Regions from separate parts of the Homo sapiens genome. Here region 2 is linked to region 1. Evidence: chromatin loops called from intact Hi-C (ENCODE). Cell type or tissue: mesothelial cell of epicardium. All regions are shown on one strand. Links, peaks and the distances in the headings refer to the core of each region. The heading gives the core; the rest is flanking DNA.

What was found. Peaks named below come from ENCODE experiments on the same cell type or tissue, not always from the same donor. Only the 100,000 strongest peaks of a DNase experiment are listed, where the experiment ranks them.
Region 2: it touches region 1 in a loop (5-fold over the local background); 20 of 110 quality-filtered maps call a loop at or near these places.

Annotation. Positions count from the first base shown.
Region 1 is chr3:123,626,363-123,637,522 of GRCh38, forward strand. It overlaps MYLK (myosin light chain kinase), which reads right to left. Exons shown (of 34, transcript NM_053025.4): 30 at 3,112-3,264; 31 at 456-579. It overlaps MYLK-AS1 (MYLK antisense RNA 1), which reads left to right. Exons shown (of 4, transcript NR_121654.1): 3 at 3,132-3,319; 4 at 4,134-4,459. Among named protein-coding and RNA genes, the nearest start is that of MYLK-AS1, 46 kb to the left of the region's middle. RefSeq lists enhancers at 2,662-3,861, 9,585-10,246 and a silencer at 8,960-9,254. In mesothelial cell of epicardium, for the core only: no CTCF peak of the experiment used is centred there; a DNase peak (open chromatin) is centred at 6,139.
Region 2 is chr3:123,714,131-123,725,290 of GRCh38, forward strand. It overlaps MYLK (myosin light chain kinase), which reads right to left. Exons shown (of 34, transcript NM_053025.4): 13 at 7,998-8,150. LOC105369194 (a long non-coding RNA gene) reads left to right here. Exons shown (of 3, transcript XR_924417.4): 3 at 1-2,270. Among named protein-coding and RNA genes, the nearest start is that of MYLK-AS2, 30 kb to the left of the region's middle. In mesothelial cell of epicardium, for the core only: CTCF peaks have their summits at 5,130 (motif pointing left) and 9,602 (motif pointing left); DNase peaks (open chromatin) are centred at 5,171 and 9,561.

The sequences.
Region 1 (11,160 bases), core at 2,106-10,105:
TAACATACAACCTTCCTAGATGGTGGGACCATGTCTCTCTCTTTAGATCATGTGCCCTCCTTCATCATAAAGAAATGTGAAACCACCATACTACCACCCCATTCTCAGGGTTGACAAATGGACCTTAAAGTGATGTTGCTCATCCCAAGCCATGAAGACACAAAATGTCATTGGCTTAATCTGAATAAGGGTTTACGGTCCCCTGGGGCAAAGGTGAGCAGGAACAGAGAGACAGCTAAGCTAAGAATCCATCCCATCTCCTTGAGAAAGGGACTCTGCACTCAGGACTAAGCAAACCACTGTACCTTAATCAGCTGCCTAAATTGGTCCCAGACTACTTCAGAAATAAATTTAAACTTTCTTGGTGTGAGGCCAGGGCAAGCTGGGAATGAAAGTGGCTTGAACAACACAAATATGAGGGGCAACATCCCAGTCCAAAGTGACCCTCTCATTACCTGCCATTTCCTTCTTGCCATGTACTTCTTCATCCGGTCCTTGGAGAGTTTCTTGGCCTCCATGTTCTTGGTATCTTTCATTAGCCATGGATGCTGAAGGCACTGCGTGCAGTCCAGGCGGTTTCTGACAGAGGCAGAGATCAGGAGATTTTTGAGCAGGAGGAGACCTCAGAGACCACTGGTTAGTTCAGAAATGGGAGGCCACCTGTCCCTGGTCATGAGGGCAGAGCCCAGGGCCCCTGCTCCCGGACCATCCACCGTGATCAGGATCACTGTGCTCTTCACCTTTCTCCTCACTTGGTCTGGGTCACACTAACCAGAACCAGCATGGGTTGGTGTTAATGAAAGCCCAAGCACCAAGGAAGTGACTGGGCTCCATGGCCTGCTCTTGGGATCGAGGAAGAGTAAGTGCTGCAGGGCAGACGTTTCTGGGATTGGCTGGCACCCTATTCCAGGGTGGCGTCATTCTGCTCCTCTCATGAGGGCTGGGGCCCACAAAGCCTAATCCTCCTGCCACCCTGTCTGGAGGAGGGGAGAGTTAAATCCTAGGATAAAATCTCCGACAATCACTGAACTTTCATGTTTAATGTCTTACGGTGTTGTTGAATATCAGGTTTTTCCATTACAACTCAAAGAAGTAGGTCCTGCCTATAACCTATGAATTATGACTACTTTAGAACTGCGCTGAAACTCACTTCATCTTTCTGAAAGCTCTGGGGATCTAGAAACATTTTAGAGCCATTGCCTTAACTGTAACAGGACTAGGAAAGCCTAAAGAACCAAATGCTAACATACATAGAAAAATGACTGGAAAGAAGTATAGCAAAATGTAGTGAACTTTAGATAAAGGGATTATAGATGATTTAAATTTTATTATATTCTTCAAATCCTCTATAATTTTCATGCATTATTTTTATAGTAGGAAGGAATTTTTTTTTTAAGTGCTGATAGGTGGTGATTTCTGGTTGAAGAGAGGCTGGGTATAAGAGTTTATGGGAATTTAGTGTCTTGATCTATTTGAATAAGATCAGTTCTTTGGTGAATCCATTTTATGAGCACAGAGGGATCCAGTACAGCCTGTTACTGACTTAATTCAAGGTCAGATGAGAAAATAAGATATATACACACACAATACCTTGTTTACCAAATCTTCAGTGAATAAAGCTTGGATGACAAAAGCCATCCTTGTACCAGAGTTACTGAGGAGGTTTCCATCTCCTGAGGCACCTTGGGTGTGGGGGTCCCTCATATTGGAAGAGAATTTAGACTTCCCACAGTATCTCAGTTCTCCTTGGGTCATGCCCATTTCTGATACAGACTGTGACAGCAAAAGGCTAAAAAGATCTCATTGTCAAGGAGTGTAGAATGTGGCCTCTGGGGGAGTTTGGCCCTGAACTGGCTAAAAAGGACTGAGAGTGGGGTGCATCACAGGAAAGCCTGACAGAGCCATCTGAGACACTCCAATATTGCTCCTTCAGCAACTAACTGTGCCTTCCTGCCCCGAACAGCCATTCTTCCTCAGGGGAGCCATCGGCAGCCCCGCAAGGCTGCAAAGTCACCTGGGAGTGCAGAGCCTCCTGCCCGCCCTGGAGCCAGGCCCCTCCCCTTCTCTCTAGCACGCCACCCATGTCAACACCACCCTTCTTGGCAAGGCTACAACTGCTCCCTGGGATTGCCAAGTATAGCTCCAAGCTCCTCGGCACCCCTACAGTCAGGCCCTGCCTCATCTAGTCACCTATTTGCAGAGTGGGTGAGCTGCCCAATAGGCCAGCTGTTCTCACCTGAGTCCCACTGCTCCCTTTCCCTGGGCAGCTCTCCCTACACATGCAGAGCCCAGGACAGTTCCTTCCAGGAGATTCTGTCTAGGCACACCCACTGCCCACCTTCAGCCAACCTCCCACTCTGGTCTCCTCTACAACTCCAAGCTCCAATCTTCTACTGAAACCCAGAGGGCTTGAGTGCCTGACCTTTCCCCACAGCCCATGCATGCTGACCTCCCACTGTTCACTTTCCTATGTTCACAGCTGCAGCAGGCACAGGTGGGGAACCTCAACAGAGGAGGAGCTGGGAGAGGGCTAAGCCCAGTGGTCTGGGATCATAGCCTCCCTTTGGCCAGATGTTAGAACGTACCTGGCTGTATTCAAGCAGGCAGTTATTAAATAACTGAGATATAAAAAAACACTAAGCCAGAATAATAATAATAATCTGGGGATATGATCGGGACCCACAGAGAAGTTCTAAGATGCCCGTGTCCTCTGCTCTTGCTTGTTGAGAGGGTCCTTCCCCTGCAGCCCCTGAAGAGGGCTGTGGCTGGCCACAACTGTACCCAGAAAATAAGAAGGGTGGTCATTATTCACACAGAACAGCTGCCCCTTGCTCTGTAACGTGGTCAAGTGTCGCTTTTCAAGTCAGGTGTCTGAGCCTCTGAAGGTGAATCCCATGTCTAGCTCCAGGGGGCAGGGCCTAGGAAGTCGCCTCCCCAACCCACATGCATTCGGGTCTCTTACCATGCCCACCCTCCCTTCCTCAGGGAATGCTAGGAACGACCCAAGGCGGGGTGGCAAGGAGGGCACCCCAACAGGCAAAGGAATCCCCCTTTGCTTCCCAACACAGGGCAGGGAGTAGGGAAGCAAAGACTGAAATCCCAACTCATTACTTCATATCTTTCTTCAGCAGATTGCTGATGAAATCCTTGGCATCGTCGGAGATCTCATCGAATGCCTCGTCGTCGAAGTCCCAGGTGGCTGAGGTAACGTTGGCCAAGGTTTCGTTATCGTTGTCTCCCATGAAGGGGGAAAGGCCACTGACTCTGGAGAGACAAGAGCAGGACAGCAGGTGTGGCTAGGAGAGGGCGCGACGACCAGGTGAGTGGTAACTGAGGTCAAAGGCGAGGGTCGGCCAGCCTCCCCACCCCCAAACTCATGCTCTGTGGGCCTTGCACCTGCCTTTCTTCCACTTGTGGAAAGAAAAGAGGGTGTGGTTCACAGCCCTGTCTTTTCTTGGTCACCTGCCTCTTGACACCACCTACCTGTGAGGCTGAGGTGCAGCAGGTTGGCTTTAGATTACGGGCTTCTGCAGGGTACGCGGCAGGGCTGATAAGTCCCTCTGTCCTGGTTTTCTATTATTCCCCAAAGCCCAGGCTAGAGCCTTCTCCAAGCCCCTTCCTCCCGTGCTCCTGCCCCCTCTCTGTGGACTGGGCACATGGTAGTGATCACCACTGCACCCTTCTGTCCCCTCCTTCCCACCTCTCTCCACACACCTTCAGCTCCAAGAAGAGGGCCCGGCAAATAAGAGAGGCTCAGCAAGTGAAGTGTGTGCCCAATGGATAGATGGACTTTGAATCAGCAATGTAGGTTCGGGGAACTTGAGGCATTTATGCCAAACTAGAAAACTTCCCTATGAGGTGCCATGGCAGAGGACAGAGTGCAGCCTCTCCGCTTGCTGTATGGCCTTGGACAATTCCCTGATCTGTGTCAGTTTTCTCCTCTAAAATGGAGAAGCTGCCATTTAACTATAGGGTGGTCACTTCTTCATCCTCATCATCATCATGATGGCAGCAGACATTCATTGAGGTTTTTCTATGTGCCAGGCACTGGGTCAAGTGCCTAAAACAAGTGAACTCACTTAATCTTAACACTGCCCTATGATGCAAGTAATTCTTATAACTTTGTTTTACAGATGAGGGAATTGAGGCACAGCCCAGGCTCAAGTCACCTGCCCAAAGATTCACAGCCAGTGAGATTGGAAGCCAGGTATCTGCCTCTAGAGCCTGTCCTCTTAAATGCTATACTATCCTAACATTTCTGTAAAGATGAAGTAAATTGCAGTGTTCAGCACTGGCACCAGGCCTGGTCCACAGTAAGGAGGCGGTCCATGCCCGGAGATCTCATGCAGTTCTGCTGGGTTCCCTCCACTGCCTTACCAAGCTGTGAGTGCAGGAATGACTTTGTGACCAGCAGCTTAAGCCAAATAAACTTTATAAGGTAAAGAATTTCAAAACAAAATAGAGCAGATTTGTGGCTTACTGACCTTACCTCTCACCTCTGTGCACCTCACCTTCATAGCAACAACTCACCCCACTGTTCATGAGGGCCTTGTGAGTCAGCCTCATGGGTGTTAGACCAGCACAGTTGCCCACAGTCCCACCCTTAGACAGGCCCTGTGCTTGGTTTAATGCTCTGCTGCTGTCGTCTCAAGATTCTCAATAAGGTTTGAACAAGTGGCCCCACCTTTCATGTTGCAAATTGTGTAGCTGTTCCTGCCCTGATCTCAGCTGAGCCCCATGAGATGGGTCTGGGGGCCAGGCGTGGTGGCTCATGCCTGTAATCCCAGCACTTTGGGAGGCCAAAATGGATGGATCACCTGAGGTCAGGAGTTTGAGGCTAGCCTGGCCAACACGGTGAAGTCCTGTCTCTACTAAAAATACAAAAATTAGCTGGGCATGGTGGCAAGCACCTGTAATCCCAGCTACTCGGGAGGCTGAGGCAGGAGAATTGCTTGAACCCTGGAGGTGGAGGTTGCAGTGAGCCAATATCGCACCATTGCACTCCAACCTGGGCAACAAGCGAAACTCAATCTCAAAAAAAAAAAAAAAAAGAGAGATGGGTCTGGGGCCCTCCTGCCATCAACCTGTCAAGTTAGGGCTTTACCAATGTCCCTTCTCCCAAATGCTTATGAATCCATCATCATAAGCCAAGCACTGACAGCTTCAGGAGTAAGGCTTTGGTTGAGTTTGACAGAACAAACCCCACTTGAAATATTGGGAGAAAAAGCTTGCCATGGGAGGAACCCTCTGGTGAAACCTTTTGTAAAGAGAAGAAAGCTTTTACAATGTGAATTGTCTCATCCTAATCAACATATTTGTGTTTCTGAATAATAGATCTTTGTGGATGGGATTTTTTTTTAAAGCAAGACCCTGATTTATGTTTTAAGAAGGCAAAGAGAATCATTCTCGGTCATGTCCCCATGAGGGAAGGGTGGGCATTTACCTGTCCCCGAGTCTGCACTGTTATCTGCTGCTCCTTTCCCCTCTCTGGGCCTCAGTTTCTCCTTTTTCTTTTTTTTTTTTTTGAGACAGAGTGTTGCTCTGTTGCCCAGGCTGGAGTGCAGTGGTGCGATCTCTGCTCACTGCAAGCTCTGCCCCCTGGGTTCATGCCATTCTCCTGCCTCAGCCTCCCGAGTAGCTGGGACTACAGGTGCCCACCACCACACCCAGCTATTTTTTTTGTATTTTTAGTAGAGACGGGGTTTCACAGTGTTCGTCAGGATGGTCTCGATCTCCTGACCTCGTGTCGTGATCTGCCTGCCTCGGCCTCCCAAAGTGCTGGGATTACAGGCATGAGCCACCGCGCCTAGCCAGCTTCTCCTTTTATACATCAAGGGGACTAGGCTAGATTTCCTAGGGGCCTCCCAGCTCTCTCTGTCTCTGTGACCCCGACCCCCACGTGGCCCATGCAAGCCCCATCAGGAAGCAGCCTGTCTCTTGCCTGTCAGCCACCTGCTGCTTCTTTACATTTTCCACTGGAAACAGAGAGGGGGGAAGTCCGGCAGTACTCCAAAAGATGGCAGGAAAAGCAAACAACCCTGCTGTGGAATGCAGAAAGTTCCCCTTCTGCAAACCTCCCTTCCTTATTAGGAACTATAATCCTGCAAAGATAGGTCTTAATCTCTGCAACTCTGGGCACAGTCAGGGAGAGCCTCCTCGCCTCTGGCCTCTGGCACTCCTCCTTCCTGGCAGCCTATCCATCTGAAATACTCTCCTCACCCTGCCTGGCTCCTTGCCTGCCCAAGTTCCCCCAGCATTCTTCCTATTAAAGAGCATGTGTCTGGAATAAAAAATATAATACATACACAGCATGTTGACAAAGAGGGTGTTTGAATTTTCAGTAATGCTGTTGCTGGGTGGTGGGGTTTTACAGGATTTTTAAAAACCTTTTTGGGGAACTTTTTCTTTGTGGCAGAATTTGCATAAGGGATCATGTCTTTTAATTTTTTTTTTTTTTTTTGAGATGCGGTCTTGTTCTATTGCCCAGGTTGGAGTGCAGTAGTGCGATCTCAGCTCACTGAACCTCTGGCTCAAGCGATCCTTCCACCTCAGTCTCCTGAGTAGCTGGAACCACAGGTGCGCGCCAACACACCTGGCTAATTTTTTGTATTTTGGTAGAGATGGGGTTTCACCATGTTGCCCAGGCTAGTCTCAAATTCCTGAGCTTAAGCAATCCTCCCACCTCTGCCTCCCAAAGTGCATTACAGGCATGAGCCACTGTGCCCAGCCTTGTCTTTTTATTTATAAAATAGTCATTATTATTATTTCTTTTTATTTTTTTGAGACAGAGTCTCGCTCTGTCACCCAGGCTGGAATACAGTGGCGTGATCATGGCTCATTGCAGCCTCAACCTCCCCAGGCTTAGGTGACCCTCCCACCTAAGCCACCCAAGTAGCAGGGACCACAGGCGCACGCCACCATGCCCAGCTACCTTATGTATTTCTTGCAGAGATGGGGTTTTGCCATGTTGCCCAGGCTGGTCTCAAACTCCTGGGCTCAGGCCATCCACTCACCTTGGCCTCCCAAAGGGCTGGGAGTATAAGCATGAGCCACTGCGCCCAGCTAGATAACAGTCATTATTTGTTAAAAAAATCAACCGGTCAACAAATAATGTTAGCATTAAAACACCTCTTTATCTCCCTGGTCTTATCTAGTTTTTAACTAATGGATTGATCTGTTTTTCACAAAACTATAATCAGTCTGGGCAAGTCCTTGGATGCTTTACTTTTTCTTCACTGGATGTATCAAGTACAGCCAGACTCTACATGTTGATTTTTAGTGGTCAAATATTAGTCTTTGTGCTGATGAAACACAATGGTCATGAATGCAGGGCATTCTAATTTCTTAATTCTCAGCTCATTGCCAAAGAAATTCCCCCAGGGAATCTGATGTGGAAGCCTGTTTGGCTGTGGGGGCAGAAGGTTAGGAGAGCAGAGGGTGCAGAAATGCCTCTTGGACTACACTTTCTGTGTGTGTGTGTGCGTGTATGTGTGTGGGTTTTAAGAAATGGGGGTCTCGCTATATCAGCCAGGCTGGTCTTGAACTCCTGATCTCAAGTGATCCTCCCATCATAGCCTCCTGAGTAGCTGGGACCACAGGTGCACACTACTGCACCTGGCTTCTGTGTTGTGTTTCAAGCAGCAGACAGATGCCCCGACTGTACCAGTGGCCAGCTAAGGGGACCACACATCTGCTGATGGAACTACTGACTGCTAGGAAGGGGTTAGTCTTTTATCCATATTAGCCATCTGATACTCTGGTGGGAGAGCTGAGAGGGCTGAGTAGGTCCACAGGAAGAGCTGTGCATCATTTTGTGGACTGGCCGAGGAAGCAGCGACCTGGGGTTTAGTTGTGTTAGTAAAAGTTGAAGGTGGTGGCCGGGCTTGGAGAGGGAACAGGGATCCTAGGGCTGGAATCAGAGCGTATTTCCAGGCTCAGCAGCAGAGAGGGCAGCGGCAGCCCCAGGTGGGGAAGGCAGAGGTTACTGGATCTGGCTGAGGAGCCCTGCAGTCAGACCCTGGTCTGAGGAGGCCCCCGATGCCCCGGCACTGTGACCCCTCCTCAGCTGACTGGGCAGCTGTCACCAGAAGAGCTGACCTGCCTCCCCACCATACACACCTCTCCTCCCTCCTGGCATCTCCCGACCACACACCAGGGTGGGGAGGGACAGCTGACAGCTGTCTGCACCACGGTGGGTGTTGGACAAACAAACAAGCATGAATGGGAAGGCTGTGCTGCTGGGCCTGGTCAGGAAGAGGCAGGAGGAGGAAGCAGAGCAGCCATTGCTGGTTCGCTCTGGCTTGAGGGAGGCTGGGAGAGAAGGCATTGTGGAGTAGGGTGAGGGAAGGGCTCGGAGAAGAGCTGTTGTGGCCTCCCCACAGGCAGCAAGGAAGTACCAAGTCCAGGAAGTAGGGGAGGGAGACAGCAGGGGGAGGAGGGCTCTTAAACGGAGGTGGACTTAGGATTTCTCCCGTATGGAAGTGTGGCCTCCAGCTCTCTGGTATTCTCACTTCCTGCCAGAAACCACATGGGTATTGCTAACTTCAGAAGGTCTCTAGGTACTCACACAACCTACTATCTCCTTTCAGGATCCGGGGTAAGAGTGTGGGGGCTCCACGACCCCATTCTGCTCCTTCCCTATAGGGCCAGAAACTGCCCTGATGGCTGGGCTGGGTGGGAGAGAGTAAAGTCACATCGTCCTATGGTGACACGGTCTGTTGCCTTCCCTTCCAACTCCCTGGCCTCTCCATCTCTCACTGGCCCCAGAAAGGAGAACAGGAGGGGCTCTGTGGTACAAAGGTGGAAGTCGCCCTGACAGGGACTGCCCGACAGATGACTAGGCTCCAAAGAGAGGGATAGAGTGGGCCAGAGGATGCCATGAGGGCCACCAGAGAGCCTCTTTTGGGTGCTCCCAGCAGTGGCTCCAGAGTTCTGCATAGCAGGCGCTTAAAGGAAACCATCTCCTTGGCGCCAATGTTTGTTTTCAGCACCGCTCTCTGTTGAGAGCCCTGGCTTGCCGGGGGAACTCCCTGACTTCCATCCATGCTGAGAGAGCCAGGCTGGAAAAGCCCCAGAGGGCAGTGGCTCACAGTGGGGGTCCAGGAGCTAAGATGTGGCACAGGATTGATCCAGCCTGAGTCAGTGCCACCTGGCCTGGGTCCTTGCCACACACACACCCCTCCTCCCTCCTGACAACCCTCTGCCCAAGCACTGGCAGCATCAAAACTATCTTCTCCCCATTTCCAAAACTCTGCCCTAGTTCTTGGTCTTTGCTTTAAAAGTAATCTGGTAAACAAGGTAACATAGTGCCCAAATTACTATGTTCCTCCACCGAAAAGAACTCTCATTTGACAATAAAGTGCCCTATGACCCAATTATTCTAGTTCTAGATTATATATCCAACAGAAATGTACAAATATATTCACTGAAACACGTGAACCAGAATGCTTCCAATGGCCAAACTGGAACCCACTCAAAAGCCTATCAAAGCAGAACGGATAAATTAACTGGATTATATTCACACAATGGGATACTACATAACACTGAGAATAAACAGTCTACAATGACACATAGTACTATGAATGAGTCTCACAAACGATGTCAAGCAAAAAAAGCCAGACACTTCTTTCTGTATGATTTCATTGACATTAGCCTTGAGGGTAATGGTGACCTCTGGGGGTTGGTAACAGGGAGGGGTGCCAGAGGGCTGTGGGGGCCTGGCAGTGCTTGGTTTCTTGATCCGGGTAGAGGTTACACAGGTGAAAACTTAGTGAGCAGTCTAGTCACTGCTCTGTCACTGACCAGTAGAGAGACCAATTGTCCTGGTTTGCCTGGGACTGTTCCCATGTTAGCACCAAAAGTCCTGTATCCTGGCAGACTGGGACGACTGGTCCCCTGGCCCGACTGTGGGAAGTGGGCAGCCACGTGGGCTTCCTTGGCCCCTGTCACCTCAACGCCACATGAAGATGGAATCCCTGCCATGATCCACTCTTGGGTTTGTTGTGAGCATCAAACAAGGTCCTATGTGAAAATCTGTAGCTGCAGAAGATCCTGATGCCACGGCAGTGGGAAAACCCACTGAAGAATAAACAGTAAGGCAAGTCTCCATGACGGCTGGAGGGGGACCCTGGGACCAAGCGAGACCACAGCGCAGCTGGGGCTGAACAGTGAGAGCTGACCAAGGACTGCTTCTCAAGGGTCTGGTGTTTTTCCCAGGGCCAGAGGTTAGCACTGCCCAGGCCTGGGGCCGCCCTGAAAGGGGCAGGCTGGCCCCGCCCCCTACCCTGCTGTTCCTTACTTATCTAGGGAGCCAGGGAGTCAAGCTCCAGTCCAGCTGCTGTCTTCACTTGTCAGCGCCCCTTCTCCAAGAGGGGGCGGGGCAGGGAAACAGGCAGGGAAATGCACACCTGGCCCGGGGTTTTTCTGCTGATCTGGGGAAGGCTGTGGTGGTGGGGCTAATCCCAGGCAGGAAAGAGGATAACTGTCTGGACTACAATGCCTGTGGTGCAGGTTCCACTGAGGGGACTGTCCTAACAGGCTATAGTGAGTAAAGTTCCTGAGCATGTGAAAAAGTCACATTGCACAAAATTCACACCACTTCTGCTAAAGCTTTTATAACACTGGTTTCTAAACCTGGCTATGCATCAGAATCGCCCAGAACCTTCTCTCACACTGGAGTCTGAAGGCCCCAGGGGTCTAAGAAAGTATTCATAGAGGTCTTCCTCATTTTCTATGAAAATGTTAAATTTTTCCTTTTGTTCTGACAGTAAAAACATTATTGAATGAAAGCATACACATCTGCATCTTTGGGGACACCATCCCATAACTGCATGTGGCCACACAGGTTCAGGGGCTAATGACCGTCCGCACCCTGGGGCTTCAGGGACTAAAGCAGCCAGACCCCACCGACAGAGTGTTCTCAAGCCTTGTTACTCAGAGCGCAGTCGTTGAACCAGCACATTCACAAACCTAGAGCCTGTTAGAAATGTGGCATTCCAGGTCACCCAGACCTGAACAAAAACCCTGCAATGTAAGGAGCCGCCTAGGTGAGTCAGGCATGCTAATGTTTGTGAAGTGCCGGCCTAGATGGCTGGCCTCCCCTCTCCTGCATTATTGTTCATTGAAATGGCTTTGGATTTCCCACCTGATTTTTCAGTTCTA
Region 2 (11,160 bases), core at 1,706-9,705, 87 kb after region 1:
TTCAGTGTTACCCTCAACATCTCGGAAGTATTGGGCAGATTGTGTCTGTTTTACAGTGGAGGGAGCTGAGACTCAGAGAAAGAAGCTCGCCTGTCCTAAGGTCCTGGGGCTGCGATGCCCCATGAGGAGGGAGATGCTGCTGGTGGGGTCCTGGTCTGGGTGCTTTCCCTTGACTGTCCTGGGAGCAGAGGCAGGTCTCAATTCTGTGAGGAGCTTTCTGTCATCATCCATATTCATGTCCAGAGCTACCCATTACCCTGGGAGTCACTCCTCTCTGCTTGTCCTTGGCCTCCTTCTAGCATCATCCTGGTTTAAGGACCAGGGTCTGAGGCAAGAGGCCCCCAGTGACAAGGTTGTCTCAGAGAGCCCAAGACTTCTTCGTCTTGGGAGGACACCCACTGGCCATGGCACACAAATAGCAAGGGATGCTTTGCTGAGACCCAGTGACAGACTTGCCCAGCTCAAATGGGGCCAAACTAAATATACCCCGGGTTTCCCCACAGCTGTGCTTCCTGCTGCTCTGCTGAGACTGAGCCCAGAGAGGGCCTTCTTTCTGGAGTGCAGAAAGGGCTGAGTCTCCTTGCTTTCCTTGCCTAGGATTAAGGATCTAAAGTGCATTTATCTGTTGCTCTGTTACTTGGTATTAGCCAATTCACTCCTGGACTCAGTCATTAAACTGCCACTGTCCCATTTTGACAGAATGGAAAAGGATTGATCGGGCTGTCGTCCAATGGGAAAGACAAGCACAATGACTAAGAATAAGCCCAAGCAGATTGCTGACAAGTAAAAACGATGCCATGTAGACGAAGCTGTTAATAGGACTTAAGAAAGAGCAAGAATGGAGAAAGGGAAGAACAGAGAGAAGAGAAAGAAAAAGAGGCAATGTGAGGAAGAGAGAGGGGGAAAAGGGAAGCAAAGGAAGGGGGAGAGAATGAGAGACAGACAGATATACGCACTCTCCCCTTTATGATTCTACTGACCCATGGAGTTTTTCCGTCCTTGCCATTTTGGCTGTTTTTGACTCACTAGAAGTTGTTTTTGAAGCCAGTTCCTAGTCATGAAACTAAACATGAAATGATCGCTCTGGTGAAGCAAAAGCATCAAACAAATGACCTATCAGGATCCAAGAGCAGCCATGCAGAAAGCCCATGGGCTGAAGCAGGTGGTGGCCTGGTGCTGCTGCTGATCACCTGGACTACTGTGGGCAGCTGACATCACCTCCTGAGCATCACTTTCTTCATCTGTAAAGTGAATTCGGAAGTGTCAAGTGGAGTTGTTGTGAGAATTAAATAAAACAAGCCAGCTTTTCTAGCCAATTAGACTTTCCTATCAAACAATTCCTTCTTAAAAACAAATTGATAGTGGTTTTACTTTAAAAACCTAATATAAATTGATACCCAACATGGCGTTTTGGAAAGCTTTTATTTAGAGGAAGAGTTAGGAGCAGTTTGCTACCTCTTGCACTAATTCTTCTTATAAAATAACCAGTAAAGCCTCTTCTTCAAACCCAGCACCAGGAGTGAGGCCTTTACCTCCTCTAGGACCTGACACTAGGAACCCACTGTTGCCTTTGTCCTGGTGGCTGACCAGGATCTGCCATCTCCTTCTGCACTACAATAATTCTCCTGTCTTCCCTTCACAGCCCTTCCTTTTCTTTCCGTTGTTTTAGTAGGAAAAACAACTAAATTCTGAATTTCTCCTTATAAGTGTGTTTTTCTACCTGCCAACATTTGCTGGTCAACTTGCTACTTTCTGAAGCCCCAAGGTCCTGGATCCAAATTTGCATTCAACACATGTTTGCCTTAATCTTGGATCTACCAAATATTTTCCTTAGGCTTTGAACATGAGCTGTATTCCTTAGTTATTACAATGCAAAATGCCATTCCAACAGCAATTCTGATTCACTCCAAACCCTGTTATACTATGGAAATTCAACAGATCACCAATTGAGGGGGCACCATGGAAGCACAGTGCCCCCATCTTTCTTTATTTGGAGTTCAAAATCCAGCATGGTCCAGGGATCACCACCAGCCTCCTCCTTTCCCTAAATTCCAGGATTGTTAACTCTGGAGGATTCATCAAAGAAGAGTTACATTCTCCCTGCTGACACGCCACACAGCCCCTTCCCATTTCCAGGGGGTTTGTGCAAGCTGTAAATCCCCGGGGCATCTGAATTCCCCTTAAACAAAAGTCTGTCTCCTAACCAAACAGAACCTTCTTGAAGTCAGCAAAATGGCTACTTTGTGGCATTAAAAGGATTTTTCCTCCCATAGCCTTGTTTTCTTTTGGCCTCCCTTCCTCCCAGAACTTAAGAAGCAAATGGGAAGAGAAGTGTGCGAGGAAAAGAATGAAAGGAACAATGACGTATAATATCCCAAAAAAGATCTCTGACCAGTAATGATAGGGTTGCTAGCTGGGAAGCAAGGATCACTGAAACCACAGCCTTTCCACTGTCTTAGAAGCTATAATCACACTCTAAACATAAAGGTATGGCATCCAAACCACCCACTGTTCCCTCCCAGTGCGGGCCTGGAAGCCACACTCTCAGTTACACTGTCATCACATGGGTCACATTTTGCCACTAGGAGCTCAATCCTGCGATTCTGGATAGCATTCTTGATCTGGGTCTCTATGTAATTATGACTGACTATGGGCTGTAGAGGTGGAGAGTTATAAAGCTCTATAATGGCCCTATTAGTAAAATGAGGCTCAAATTCTATGGCATGGGCACAAACGTACATGTATATGCTCAGAAGTCTTTCTGTAACACAAAGAACCCATGTGGTACACAAACCCAATTCTGTACTCAACCTACATAAAATGAAAATATTGGTTATAAATTTTAACATGTAATTAATTGCTTGCCTTCTTACAGTTTAAAGGCTTGTGGACAGATGTTTTGAATAAACTAAGCTTCTTAATATATATAAAAAAGGCAAGTTAAAACTGGTATTTATTCTTCTTCAATATATTTTTCTGTAGCCAATGTAAGTATTTAAGAAGTTGTCAGTGTTTTTAAGCTTGAGGAGGTCAGGATCCATACGTTATGTTAACTGGATAGATTGTATAGTGTCCAAAGTACCTGTGCATAACCAGGGAAGACAAAGGAGGTGGCTCCAGGCTGCCCCGCAGAGTGCCTGGTATTAATCTGAAAACAAACTGTGCCTCTACTCATTGCCAAGCAAACGCTGACTTCACTGATGCCTGTTGTCTTCATTAGAAGCTCTGCATCAAAACAAATACTCTAATAAATATGCTTGTTATATTTTATTATCTATTCTAGAGATGATCTTTTCATCTTTTTAACCTACCCACATTTTATGTCCTTAGATGCCTTAAACAGGCCCACTAGGCCTTCAGTTAAATAAACAAACCGTTAGGCTGAGAAACTATGTCAAATGGGCACAACTGGCAGGCTATTAATAAATCTAGACACTTAAGAATTTTAGCCTTGATGGAGATACTCCAGGGGGAAAAAATTTTAAATATTCTAGCCCAAGGAAGCCCCCAGCAATGACTCAGTCCAAACGCTGTGAAATATATACTGTATTTCAGATATTCCTGGGCTCTGCAGGAATTTGAATTAATCATCCTGGATCAGGACTCATCCTGGGTCAGGAGGAAAGACATTCATTGCTTGGTTAACTATTGGGGAATTTTTTTTCCCTAGCCTGTGTTGGGGAAAGAAGGAATATTTGTTGAGGGACTCTTTTTTTTTTTTTTTTTTTTTTTTTTTTTTTTTTGAGACAGGGTCTTGCTCTGTCATCCAGGCTGGAGTCCAGTGGTGTGATTACGGCTCACTGCAACTGCAGTCTCGACCTCGCAGGCTCAAGCAATCCTCCTGCCTCAGCCTCCTGAGTAGCTGGGACTAGAGGCATGGGCCACCACTCCCGGCTAATTTTTGTGTTTTTTGTGGAGACGGTGTGTTGCCGTGTTGCCCAAGGTGGTCTCGAACTCCTCGGCTCAAGAGATCCACCTGCCTTGGCCTCCCAAAGTGCTGGGATTACAGGCATGAGACACTGTGCCTAGCCCTGTTGAGGGACTCTTGAAGGTAATTTGCAGATTTCCTGCACACCCTAATGGGCACTGAGCCCCCAGAAAAGCGAGGAATTCTAGGGAATGCCTCCCTGCACTGCAGGGGAGGTTCGGCAACCTCTGTGCTCTCATCCATTCAGGGAATGCATGCTCCCATGGCAGGCCTGGCTCTACACACAGTATGACGTGATCCCTCCCTGCAGGGAGCTTACAGTGTGGAGAGGAAGATAATTAAGCAAGTAGAGTAAAATGAAAGTGAATTTTCACGGAGTAAATTGTTTTCTCCTCTCCTCCAGAGGCCTGGAATGGTGAGCCCCCGCATTCTGAACTCACTTTCTATCACACTGCCCCGTCTACTTTGCTGCAGCCACAGAGGCTGCTGTCTTGCTACTCCTCGAATGGGTCAACCTTGCTCCTGACTCAGGGCCTTGCACTTGCTGTGCTGCCCACCTAGAGCTCTCTTTCCCCAGGCCATGGACACCTCTGAGGCTTCCTCACAGCACTAAAGATACACCCTCTCACCCTCCTCGATTCACACACCCCACTCACTGGCTTTTTCTCTTTATAATTATTCCTTTGTGACCTGCTCATGTTCTTAACAGCACGTGCCAGCATTTGAAATGAGGCCAGGTGCTGACTGCTGCTGGCATCCTCATCAGAACGTAAGCACCCTGCAGGCAGGGCCCTCAGCTGTCCTGTCTACTGCAGTTTCCCCAGAACAATGCCTGGCACTGATCAATATAGGCGCGCAGTAAAGACTTGTTGATAAGTAAGTGTAATACTAGAAGCACACGGTGTTCAGGGAACGCATTCTGGGGTGATTAGGGTAGGCTTCCCAGAGAAAGTGACATTTGTGGGAGTTTCCAGGATTTGGAGAAGAAGAGAGTCACTGAGGAGGGAAGGCAGAGAAAGCATGAAGGGCTGGCTGCAGAAATCGCGTCTGAGGGCTGCACCAGCAATCTCGATGATTGCAAAATCTCGGCAAAAGGCGAGAGGTGAGAAAGAGCCCCTGCATCTGGCCTTTGGCACGGTATCTGCTGAGCTCTCAGAATAAGCTTGCTTGCAGCAGAGCTGCCCCTCAACCACCCCCGAGAGAAGACAACTGGAGGGACACGCGTTGCTGCATGGTGCCACCTTGTGGCCAGAGCCCTTGGAAGCAGGCACGAGTGTTCATGGCTTGTGTCTGGCTGGACACCTCCCTCCTCTGATTCTCTGATGGCCAAACAAACACACAATACTGTAGCAAAGTGGATCCTTTGGGAAAACCCCTCCTCAGTCTTGGCATTTGTAAGGATTGTATCTTGTTTAAAGGTGGGCTCTGCTGGACAATCATAATCACAGCACATACCTATGGAGGGTGTGTGCTATCCTATGCTCTGGGGATACTTTGCACATTCATTCACTTAATCCTCACAGTACCGCGACTGTCAGCATCTCCATTTCACACAAGAGGAAGCTGAGGTCTGGAATGCTAAAACGCCAGGGTGCAGGGCTAGTAAGTGGCAGAGCAGGACTCACACCCAGGCCGCTGGCTCCACATCCATGCTCCCCACCGTGGCCTGGTGCCACACTAAGGGCAAGAGAGGGCTGGACCTGGACAGCTAAGGGAGGGGTGAAGCAGCCATCAGTGCAGTAGGGAACAAACACCTCCACTGTGATCATCTCCCCCAGCCCAGGCTTGTCCCGAGGATCCAGAGCCAACGGGGCTGCCAATCAAGTCAGAAAAACTCCACAGCAGAGGACAGCGCAGGGAGCAGCCCCGAGCCTCCTGAGTGTCTCAGGGCACCGTGCCAGGGGGTGTCGCTGTGCCAGGCTCACCCTGCTCCAATCCTATGCCAAGAGCCCAAATGCTGCCGGGCCTGAGCGTGCGGCTGCGTCTTCAGCCTTGTTCACCATTTATGGTATCTGAGCCTGTCTGGTCTTTATAGCCCAGTACATCCCCCACACTGGGAGGGGGTTCTGTCATGCAGGCCTCTTCTCCGAGCAAATCCAAACTTCCTTGGCAGAGTTTTTGCCTGGGACCTCTCTGTGCTTTTTGTTTTCCTTTGGATGGGTGGTGATCCTTCAGGTCCCAGCCCCCACAGGCCCGGGAGTCAGGAGGATGGCCCTAAAGAATTCTTGATCCTTTGCCTGGGACTCCCACCTCCAGGGGACTCTTAGCTCAGCTGGGTCACTCTAATCCAATCTAAACACAGGCAAGCCAGGACAGACATTGGATTAGTCCTTGGCTGTGGCTGTGGAGGGAGTATCAGAAAACAGAGGGCTGAGCCACGGCGGCTCTACGTGTAGCATTCTGACTCTTGCTGCCCCTTACTTGACTCTGGGGTTGGCCACGCTGGCCTCCAAGAAGAGCCCCCAGGTGAGTCCTGCTTCCTGGACCTCAGAGACAAGGTTCTCAGCAGTTCAGGTTTCCTCTGAAATCTCATTATCACAATTTCCTGAGCTCCCCACCTGGCTCCCAGGGAGTCATGAAGTTAGAACTATGAGGATAAATGAGTAAGTTTGTAAACCAGAATCTGGCTGCAAATTCCCAGAGGCCAGAGCTGGGCTCTGAACCCAGTGTGGTGGGTTTCCTGGAAGGAAGGGGTGGACCAGTTTCTCGTGCTCACTCCCGGCAGAGAGCTTCACAGAGCCAGCGTCAGTCACATTCTCCATCAGTGCCAGTTCCTTCATCCCTAAGGGACTGACACTGCCCAGCCCACAGTGGCCAGTCTTCCCCTTTGAGCCAGGGGATGTGTCCTCTGAAAAAGGTCAGGGCATAGGAATGAGCACAGACTTGAAAGTCACAGGCTGTGGGCTCCAGGGTGCAGCTTTGCAGACTAACGTGATGCGCTTAGGCAAGTTACATTCAATTCCCGAGACTTCCAGAGCCTTCTGTCTGAAATCAGGACAGCATCCTTGTCCCCTAGGCTACTGAGGTCTCAGTGAGAGAATACGGGTGAGGTGAAAGTATTTAACACAGTAAGCCACAAATGTTTCTTCCCCTTTCCTTTTCTGCGAAACTTCCTCCTGCAGCCTCCCAGACAGTGGCTACTCATACAACACGGAGATGTTCCTGACAGGCCTGAGCCCCGGGGAATGGAGAGATGTATCCTCCTGCTTGTCTGATGGGAGACCAGTCACGCTGCACTCAGTGCTAGCACCAGAGGACCCAGTCATGCACAGGAGCCGGGGGCATAGGCTCAGGGTGATGGTGGGATCAGGCTTACCTGAAAGCCCTGGACCCAAGAAGCACTTCCACGGGAACTGTCACCAGGCCTGCTGATACCACAGCCCAGACAGATCTGTCTTGAGTCTGAGGCTCCCTGCAGTTCCCGGGGACTAAGTGCTTGGCTGATGAATGGATGACCATGATAATCAGATTACTGGAGACCAGGCTGCTGATGTGTAAAAACAAGCCTGGGCCCGTGAGTAGAAGGGGGGCAGAAAGGGGACAACCTGTGACCCTCTGGAAGCCTCAGTGTGCACGCTGTGACCCAGGGTCCCCCAGCATGTAAGGGGTCACTGGGAGGCCACTGACTGTTCAGGGAATACGTGAGTGCTCTCCCAAGTCCTTTTGTAGTGTGCGAGGTTTTCTTCTGACCAGACCTGGAGCTTCTGGAGCTAAGGGAGCCCTATCTCTTTCCCCCATACCTTTCCATGGCCCCAGTGGAGTGAGGGGGTGAGGAAAAGGCCACCTCTGATGACACCCTTGTCGCTGTGAACTCCTGGAGGTCATCTCCCTCACTTCCTACCTGCAGGTGCAGCACTTTTTAAGGACCCTCTCCTCTGTCCCTAAGAGGTTGCAGCAGCCACTCCTCTGTCACGGCACCTGCCGCTGCCAGTGGTGTGGAGTAGTGCCATGTGCACCTCTGCTCCCTGGATTTGAGCTCATGATACCATTTTCTACAAATGTGCCCTTCCTCCAAAGCAGAAGTGCCTGCAGGAAAGGTGCTTCTACCCAGGTGCCCAGAGGCTCCTACCATGGACGGTGACCCAGGCGCTGCAGGACACCTGCCCCAAGGCATTCTCAGCTAGGCAGGTGTAGGTGCCATGGTCCTCCGGCAGGGCATCCTGGATGTGGAGCTCAGCCACGCCGGCCTCGCAGGTGGAGCGAGCGTACTGGATGGGCTGCCCTGTGGAGGAAGCACAGGAAGGCTCAGGCCAGGCAGCACTGGCAGTAGGGACGGGAGCCCTGTCCTCAGCAGGGCTGCTGCTGTCATGACGCTGAGACTTGTCATGCTTGCTCAGATCCACTGAGGGCTAATGATGTACCATGCACATCTCCAGCCAGCTGGACAGAGGCTTATGGGCTGGAGAAAGAGCCAGGGGCTAAGGAGATGAAGGAAAGGGAGTAATTGTGTGGTGGAGGAGGAAGACGGGGCCTAGAGGGATGGGGGAGGGAGAATCTGGAGGAATTAAAAATGCAGGAGGGAAAGGGACAGAGTTTTGGGCATTCTGTGTTAAACAGTCTCCAAATCCACATCCTCAACTTCACAGAATTCTGAGCCTGGAGAGACTTTTACACGGTCATCTGGCCCATAGCCCAGCCTCAGGCAAAACGGAGCTTTCCCAGGCTGAACATGGGGTGCCCAGCTCCACTTAGATGTCTCCAGAAACAACGATTCAATTTTCCACTGTAGATATTTATCAAAAAGCAATTCTGCATCCCCCACCCACTGTTGCAGTTAGGTGCGTTTCTTCTATGCAATTAGGTGTATTTTAGGGTTCACAGAAAAGATAAATATAGGGAACTAAAAATGACTCGGCTCCTTTTTTCCAGAGTCCCTTACATGTGACATGTTCCAGGTAACATAAAGTCCTGCATGGAGACAGGAGTGCATGCAATGAGCTTCAGTGGTTTCCTTAATGCTCTATGTTCCTGGGAGTTTATCATTCTGGGATGTGACTTTTCATTTCCAGGAAAAAAAAAATCTCATTACTGAAGAGTCTGTCCTCGGAGCAGGAATGTGTCCAGCTGCCATATAGGAAGCAACTGTCAGTTTCTTCCCTTGCCAGGCCCCAGGGTCCTGGTTTGCACTTCATAAAATTGGGGTCGGCCAGTGGGGAAGGGAGACAGTACAGAAAGAAGTCGTCTCCCTGCAATGCAGTGTTTTCTTCTGCACATAGCAACACTTCATGTCTCCATGACAGTTTGGCAAAGAGACCAGCAAGCACATCATAGGACTAGAGGGGAAGATTCCTCTCAACCTATTGCATTTCATAAAAGTGGGGCCGAGGGCTGGGAAAGGCAGGGGCCTGGATCCTGCCACTGAGAGAAGTGAGCACTGCTCTTTGTTTTTACTTTTTGTCACAATGGTACCCTCCAAACCTCTCTTCCTTGACAATACCAGTGTATTCCCTGACTGCCGCCAATGTGTCTCTTCTGTCCAAACATGTGCTGACAAGCCTTTTGAGAGCTCTCCTTTAACTGGAACGTAACTCACTGTGGCCCCACAAACATGGGATGGGATGGAGGCCCCAGAAAGGAGCTGTTGGCTCAGGGCACATCAGAATTGGGAGACATTAGGCTCTCCCAGCTCGGAGGCTGGGTTAAACTAAAGTTAGCAGCCAAGGAAACCCAACTTGAGCATGATCGCCCTCTAGTGGAATGGGTGTGGAAACGCTAAGAGTCGCTGAGAAAACACCGTCTTGAGTGATGTATAAACTAGGAGACAGCAAGCTATGGCTCCTGGGCAGAATGCTAATTGCAGCTTGTTTTTGTAGCGCCTGCAAGCTAAGAATAGTTTTTACATATTTTAAATGGCCGAAAAATATAAAGGTAATTAATATATCTCATGATATGTAAAAATTATGTGAAACTCACATTTCAGTATTCATAAAGTTTTACTGCAACATAGCCACACTCGTTCTTTCACTTATTGTCTATGGCTTATGTATTGTCTATTCTTTTACTTTTTGAGACAGGGTCTCACTCTTATTACCCAGGTTGGAGTGCAGTGGCTAAGTTTTGCTAAGCCTGGCTAAGTTTTGCTTTTTTTTTTTTTTTTTTTTTTTTTGTAGAGACAGGTTCACTGTGTTGGCCAGGCTGGTCTTGAACTCCTGAGCTCAGGCAATCCACCTGCCTTGGCCTCCCAGAGTGCTGGGATTACAGGAGTGGGCCACTGCGCCCAGCCTCCTATGGCTGCTTTTATACCACAACAGCAGAGTTGAGAGTTGTTAAAGAGGCTGTATGGCCTGAAAAGCTGAAAATAGCTACTACCTGGCCCTTTATAGAAAATGTTTGTTGATACTTAGTCTAGACTCCGTTATTAGTCCTTAACGCCCATATTGCATTCCAGCCACAAGGAGGCTGCCTCCTTGAAGTCAATCACTGGATCCAATAGGACTTCTGTCCTTTGCTAAGGGCTGGGAGGGAAGGCAGACCTCAATTCTCACTTACCTACCCAAGAACACTACATGTAGGAAGACTAGATGGCACTTCCTCTTACTCACTAAAGACAGCTTCTAGCAAAGCCTGAGCAAACTACACCAACAAGGAAGGTTCACAGGCAATACATCAATGACGCAGACACAAATGGGGACTATTTGGTGCATAAGTGTTGGGGACCACTGCTCGCTCGCTTGCTCGCTCTTTCATTTATTTATTTATTTATTTATTGGAGTTTTGCTCTTGTCACCCAGGCTGGAGTGCAATGGCGCAATCTCGGCTCACTGCAACCTCTGGCTTCTGGGTTCAAGCGATTCTCCTGCCTAGCCTCCGGAGTAGCTGGGATTACAGGCACCTGGCACCATGTTCGGCTAAGTTTTGTATTTTTAGTAGAGATGGGGGTCTCATCATGTTGGCCAGGCTGGTCTCGAACTCCTGACCTCAGGTGATCCACCCACCTCAGCCTCCCAAAGTGCGGATTACAGGCATGAGCCACCACACCTGGCCCACTGCTGTCTTAAGGAGTGTATTCTATTAGGTATGAGAGTGAGCTGAGATCCCAAACCTTCTTTTCCACCCTATCTTCTCATAGATAAAGAAGCTGGTACCCCGAGGGGTGAAGTGTCCAAGGTCACCCGACCACTCAGTGGTGGAGAAGGACAAGTGCCTGTGTCTCCTGACTCTCAGCAGGGGCTCTTTCACCCTCCCTGGGGATCCCCACAGTAGTCCCTGCTCCATCTTATCAGTTTAATGGA